Linked DNA regions of Homo sapiens: region 2 is linked to region 1. A link is a contact called in ENCODE Hi-C data. All regions are on one chromosome and are shown on one strand. Each heading gives the region's core, a stretch centred on a gene start or an enhancer-like site at or near the end of the contact. The rest is flanking DNA. Distances are from core to core; before and after follow the strand shown. Region 1 has its middle 28 kb from the start of MIR7702. Region 2 overlaps MUSK (muscle associated receptor tyrosine kinase).

The links. A loop is a pair of places that touch in the nucleus more often than their neighbours do. Pooled maps may share reads with other maps.
Region 2: a map of cardiac septum shows a loop between it and region 1 (5-fold over the local background). The contact joins two enhancer-like sites. A Hi-C loop is called at or near these places in 3 of 168 maps with a recorded cell type or tissue (cardiac septum, dorsolateral prefrontal cortex and posterior cingulate gyrus) and 5 of 50 pooled maps.

What each region holds. Positions count from the first base shown.
Region 1 is chr9:111,297,403-111,301,237 of GRCh38, forward strand. No RefSeq gene overlaps it. Among named protein-coding and RNA genes, the nearest start is that of MIR7702, 28 kb to the left of the region's middle. Within about 2 kb of position 1,574, at least 12 of the 41 ENCODE cell types and tissues checked have a DNase peak (open chromatin) inside an H3K27ac peak, as active enhancers do.
Region 2 is chr9:110,776,096-110,779,503 of GRCh38, forward strand. It overlaps MUSK (muscle associated receptor tyrosine kinase), which reads left to right. Exons shown (of 15, transcript NM_005592.4): 11 at 537-560. All of the region lies in intron 2 of LOC107987115 (a long non-coding RNA gene), which reads right to left. Among named protein-coding and RNA genes, the nearest start is that of MUSK, 110 kb to the left of the region's middle. Within about 2 kb of position 1,261, at least 2 of the 41 ENCODE cell types and tissues checked have a DNase peak (open chromatin) inside an H3K27ac peak, as active enhancers do.

The DNA of each region.
Region 1 (3,835 bases), core at 324-2,823:
CCTCTTTCCCTATCTACCTCCCCAATTCCCAGCCTCTGGTAACTATCATTCTACTCATTATTTCTACAAGTTCAACTTTTTCAAAACTCCACATATAAGTGAGATCATGTGGTATTTGTCACCCTGGGCCTGGCTTATTTTACTTAGCATAATTCCCTCCAGGTTCATCCATGTTGTTGCAAATGACAGAATTTTCTGCTTTTTAAAGGCTAAATAGTATTCCATTGTATACATATACCACAGTTTTTTAATCCATTCATCCATTAGTGGGCACTTTGGTTGTTTCCATACCTTGGCTATTGTGAATGATGCTGCAATGAACACGGGAATGTAGCTATGTCTACAACATGCTGATTTCATTTCCTTTGGATATATACTCAGAAGTGGAATTGCTGGATCACATGGCAATTCTATTTTTAGTTTTTTGAGGAACCTCCACGCTGTTTTCCAAAATGGCTGTACTTCATGTAAGTATGAAGTACTCAAATGTTCTAAATATGAATTTGAAGCATTAAAAAAATGCAGACTGTATTTCTGTTGATTATTTGATTCATTTCTTTGATCTAAAGTTATTCACAAAACTGATTAAAATATTCAGGAGTATAAATAGCTCAAATTTATTCTATAAATAGTTCAAATTTATTCTAGGTTTTAAACAGCATATATGTTTTTTTCTTTGACATCATAATGTAAGAAATAAGCATTCCCCCTTTCTAATTTTTTTTTTTGCCTTTGTGATACTTTTCTAGGATCATATGGGAACACACAACAATGCAGCAGATTGGACCCATTGTTTCTGTATATTACATCATTGCCGTTCTTAAGTGAATACAAAAAGGAGCACACTAGATCCCATTGAATACTTTGCCAACTTGGCTACTCTACATTAATGCGTCATTTAATTCGTACAAAGCCACTATGATGAAGGTATTATTATCCTCATTAATGTGAGACTCAGAGAATCAAATACACCCGCTGGGCTGGGATGCAAACCTGGGTATATTTGGTGCCTAGTGGAGAGTGGACATGGGGTCAACAAGAATCACAAAAAACGGGTTGTGCATAGCGACTACATAAACAAATGTGTGTTTTTAATAAATGGTTTTTAATGGAAGTTAATGAGGGCATATCATTTCTAAAATATTTGTAAAATGATAATAATTATATTAAGTATAGATAATAAAACAGACTTAGATCTGACTCTTAATACAAAAGGTCAAAAATTAATGTAAGAATCTTTTGAAGTTCAGCTTAAATAATATTGCAAACAGTTTAGATGCTACGTTAGCTTTACTACTGAGAAAACTCAATCATCCTGGCCAATTTTTGTAAATTTTTGCACTGGTATATCATGATAGTGGTCAAATATTTGTGGCTTATTTTATCCCAAATCTGCACATTTAATTCTCTGTTGAATGGATTTGGGTTTTTAGGTTTACTTTTCAGTATCTGGTTTAAAGGAAAAAGAACTCTCCATCACAGCAGGCACCAAACTTGGAAATAGCAGGAAGAACTTAGAACGTAAATTCTTTCTCAGTCCCAAAAGAGATGCTGTTCCAGCAAGACTCGGGTCAGAGGGCTGGGCACTGCTGGGGCAAGTCATGTGGCTGATCTGAGATGAACTTGTTTTGTAAAGAAACAGATGATTTCTAGCTATGAGGCTGTTGTTCCTGTAACTTTTTAGCAACAGTTAAATCCATTCCAAAATGACAAGCAACAGAAAAGAACATTCTGAATAAACTACAGATGAATGGAGTTTTCTCCTGCCTCCTTGGGAATATTATGAGCATCTTACAAAAGGGGTCATATCCTGTTTCTTTCTCTGGTTGCTACAACTGTGGTTTGTATATTGGCTGTATCACTAATGTGAATTTATAATCCAAAAATGCCAAAAGAAAAAAAAATTAGCACTCCTTCACAAATATGCATTTTTTTTTCTTTCCCCACCTTCCAACAAGCACTGTTCTAAGTCATCATTATTTTTTTCTGTGCTGGAAGCAAATCCACACGTCTTTTTCATATCCTACTGTTAGTACGGAAGGTGAAATACTGACATAAATGAAAGGAGTTGCAAGTTCAGCATTAATATAAAACAGGCAAACAGTGTTGAGAGCGTTTATAACTCAACAGTGCCCCCTAGTGTAAGTTCAAAAGATAACAGGCTGGAGAAAAGTACATTAGAAGACATTGACGAATTTATATCCTTTTAAACTATCAAGGAATTTGTCTTTTGGGGTAAACCTATTTACTTTATCAAGATACATATATTATTTTCAACTAATAATAGGGCATTAAAAAGATCACATTCTGCAGCCATAAAAAAGAAAGTTCATGTCCTTTGCAGTGACACGGATAAAGCTGGAAGCCATCATTCTCAGCAAACTAACACAGGAGCAGACAACCAAACACCGCATGTTCTCACTCATAAGTGGGAGTTGAACAATGAGAACACATGGACACAGGGAGGGGAACACCACACACCGGGGCCTCTCAGTGGGTGGAGGGCAAGGGAAGGGAGAGCATTAGGACAAATACCTAATGCATGCGGGGCTTAAAACCTAGATGACGGGTTGATAGGCACAGCAAACCACCACGGCACATGTATATCTATGTAACAAACCTGCACGTTCTGCACATGTATCCCAGAACGTAAAGTAAAATTTTTAAAAAATAAAAATAAACAAAAAGATCACATTCAAGTGGGAGGCAATGGCATCAAGGTGTATGGAGACAGTGAAAAGTACCAATGCACATTTTGAAAGAAAGAGAGAGAGAAGGAGGAAGAGAATGGATTGCCACCAAAGCATACCAGCTAGAAGGAATAGCAAGAACTTGGGTGATAGTAATACGGTATTATTCTCTGAGCCAATACCCAGGGCTGTTGTTTCCTTGTAAAGTTCTTCTTGACCACCCGCTAGCACTGATGACCTCTGGCCACCAGGGCTCCTCAGTTTTCTATGGAATAATTTGTGCTTTTGTTCCGCCAAAGCTTGGGAAGCTGGAAATTAATCTTCTTTGCTTAAATAACCATGGCTCTTTCCAGAAGTTTCTGATCCCTGAGAATTACAATACTTTGGAATCATAAAAAGGAATGCTATGAAGCCAGACAAGAAGGTACTCAGCAAGCCAAAGACTCCGCCTAACAACCCTGGAGTGTGTCATGCTTTAAAGAATTTCTCCTTACTGGACCCAATTGATGTCCCAAGATGGAGCATCTATCATGCATATTGGCTCTCATATCTTCATTTTTCTCTTGTTTCACCAAGAGTTTATGTAGACTACTTATCCCCTCTTTGTTTGAATCCTCATGTTCTCAACATTCCCTTCACTATTTTAAAGAGGACTTTTATCTCGGTACTCTGTTGCATGAAGTTTTATCATGACTCCTGTATGGAAGATCATCAGGATCTACATTATGTGAAAAGAGAAATCTATGCCTGATAGAATAAAGCAAACTCTCATAGTTACACACTAGTTGTAAATTAATATCAAAATCCCACTAGATATGATTTATAGTTTATTGCATATGATTCTGCTTATGTTGACTATTTAACAGATTATGTAGACTCCTCATTTTTTTATCTTCAAAAAGTTTAAAGACTCCTTCCATGTACTGCTTTGGAAATATATTTAGATGAAGTCAATCATGCTTGGGATATTGATTCAATATCCCATTTTCAAAACAGGAGGGAGTACAGGTAGGCAGACTCATTCTGCCTTAATAGAATTAATTCTTACTTATGTGTGTGTATGTTCTATATCATAAAACCACAAGACACAATGGTGAAAGATCTTCAGCAGTTTTTAAACCAGCACGAAAGTCATATAAAAGAGT
Region 2 (3,408 bases), core at 11-2,510, 520 kb before region 1:
AGATACCTACTAGCGGAATCCTAATGCTATCCTAATTGTACAGATTAGCGTAAAGATTTATTTCATTTGCTCTAAAATAAATGAAACAGCACTTTTAATTACTGCTTGACATTTTAGATTCTTTCATAGGGAATCTTATGAGAGCTTGTAACATTTTCTGGAGTGTGTAGAAAAATGGCTAAGAAACATCTTATATTTTGTCAGCAGAGTGGAATAAAGGAATAAAGTCCTTTTTCTTAGCCAAGAAAGCATGCTAAAATAAGACACATGTTTGAAAATGCTGATCTCACAAAACAAAATTGAATTGCTTCATGTTGCTTTAATGAACTTTGTTTGTAAGGAACTATGTTGTTATCCCTAACAGCTGGTTTAATTTCAAAGACCCAATTCTTTCACATTCGAATGCAAAGAATGTTTTCCAGTTGTATATTAAAAAGCTGAGAGAGAACTTGCATTTCTTAGCACTCACTCTCTCACAGAATATGTGAGATATCTGGATGCTCACTTAAAACAAATTTTTATCCTTTCCCCTTCAGATTATAACAAAGAAAACCTAAAAAGTAAGTAATTGTGTTTGTGCCCTTGAAACCTTATGTGTATGTAATTGGATTCATGCATGTGTGTTTACACTTATATTTCCTGATGCCCAGAACAGAATGTACAGCCGCTCTCAAAGTCTTCTCACCATACTCATCCAGGGTATAACATGAGGGAAAATCATGGAAGGTCTCAGTTTATAACTTTTAATTAGACCGTAGAGAGTACCATATTTAGTGAGTCATACAAATGCTATCTCCCACCTCAAGGTTTTTAGTCTGTTTTATTTCTTATATGGCTATAAGTAAGCCAAATTTAAAATGTCACCTTTTGATTTTATATTCTTGATTCAGTATAATCTAATTATGTATAGATGAAACCCAACATTTATTTCTTCATTGAGCCAATTCATGATCTTCATTTGTGACAATAGATCCCTCTTTTGGAAGTTAGGTATTTTTTTAAGACAGCTGATTTCCAGTATAAAGTTTATAGGATCAAATCAAATGGCTTTAAAAAGGTCATCACAAAAATCTCTGGGAAAGAATTCAAGAAGGTTGCTTGAAAAGGGATGTCGTACAAAATAACTTGTATCAGATAGTGCTTTAACCTGTCAGAATGCAGAAATCCTCAGGATGAAATTAGAAAAGCTTTTCATGTCAACTAACTTCCTCTGGTCTCAGCGTTCTAAGGCTTAAATCACACTTACTTCCTGTAATACATATTCCAGCCCTAATCTCCTCTGCATTTGACTAGGTGCCAGGACTTGATTTTACCAGCTTGCTTAAAGGACCAACACTTAAAAGTATTAAAAGCAAGAATGCTACTGGTCCTAGTTGAATTACTCAGAGGTATTAAACAAGAAGAGTTATGGAAACCTTAAAAATCTATTATTCTGGTAGCCTGTCAAATTGTTATTCCCAAATCGAAGGAATAAAAAAAAATTTCAATTCTTTGTTATATGAGCAGCCAAAGTTTACTTTGATTGGACTTTGAATTGATTACTGTGCTCTTTGTTATCCATCGATTGCTCACTCATCCATTCAAACATTCATTGAGGGTTTGCTGTGTGGAAGGACCAGACCATTCATCTTAAATTAGACAGGAACAATACACAAAAAAGCATCCACATTTCTGCCTTTCACACTAATTATAAAGGAATTTTGAGCAGCACAAACTAGCTACAATAATAAATTTTCTAGTCTTTAAAAAACAGCTTTATGAAATCTTCGATACATGTAAGAAAATGAGCTCCTAATGTCATGAACTAACCATTTAAACTGAAAGTAGGGCAGGGAATATCTGAAAGTATGCTCCTTGAGTTAAGGCAATTATTATTAAAAGAGTTGGCTTTAGCAGGTCAATAGTGGAGCAAAGAAAACATCCTTATTAGGCAGTGTCCCATATTTTATAGGGGTGTGTAAAGACCTTAAGTATTTTCCAAAGAGTGTCTTGATTTCTGAGTAAACTCTAAAGAATATCACCAGCTCATTTGGAGGGGTCACAAAAGAGCTGTTAATCATTTGTTTATCTTTGCATTATTTTCTTCTTCCTTGAGCATAGGGACTAGAATTTCAGTAGTTTTTCTTTTTTATAATTTCTTTGGCTGAAGTGAAACATCTTTTTGAGCAGGCAATGCCTTTGTGCTATTTACATTATTTGTAAGCAAGGATTACACTATTCCTCTCTTCCGTGAGACTTCACATACTTTATTACAGAAACACTCAGCAGTGAATCTGTCTTCTATTTCAGAGCTTCTGTGGAGAAAAGGTTAATTTGTCTTAATCATTGAAATAATTACTTTTCTCTTGAATTCTCTTTTTCCTTCCATCTTTGCTCTTTCTATACATATACATGGAGAATAAAGGACCCAATGAATGTACCCAAATCCAAACTGACTAGTGTGATACATACATTATCTCTCTTAATACTCCCAATAGTTCTACAAAATTAAGTACTATGAACGTCCTCCATTTTACTTACAACCCAACATGAGAAAGAGAGATTAAGCAATGTGTCCAATTTTACCCATCTAGTAAGGTGATAAGCCAGAATTTGAACTGAAATCTATCTGATTCTGGCTCTGTCTTCAGAGCCAGAATGTTATACCTGATGCATTTCTGTTATTACTAATGTTTCTTAAAAAATTCCAAGACCTCATGTGTAATAAAGCTTAACTGATTGTTTAACTGATTCATTCTTGAATAAATTCCACTACCTTTTCACATTTGTTATAATTGATTATTCTTAAGAAGCTCTAATTGATAAAAATTTTATTGTTCACAATTTTAAATCACCCAGGCCACTTGATGATTTGACTTTTTGTTAACATTTAAATGAATACATGCTTTGTGTCCCAGACCATTTTTCCATAATGATCAGCTACTATTTTGCCCACGAATGAAATCATGAAGCGTCAGTGTCTCTGTGTGTGTGTGTGTGTGTGTGTGTCTGTGTAAAACTCATGAATTATTTCATAATTTGAAATGTGGTTTGGGTAATTTTTGTGGTAATATTAAAGTTACAAGTTCTTAGAAAATTGGAGTTTAAAGTAACTTTAACAGTTATTTAATCTAAAGTCTCCCACAATGAAAGAATCTTTTCTAGAGCATCTCTGACAGAAACATTCCATTTTCCCTCCTGAATTTATTTCTCAATTCCTTTGTAGAATACATTAATTATTTCAACAATTTAGCTATGTAGAACTAAATTCTGGTTCTCTAGAACTGTCAACAACTGATCTTCACTCTATTTCTTTGATTTATTTATAATCTGTATGATAGTCCTTAAAATATTTGGAGACAGGCACTCAATCTCTCTGTAGTCTTCTCTTCTTCACATTAAATATCTCCAATTTTTAACTTTTTCTTT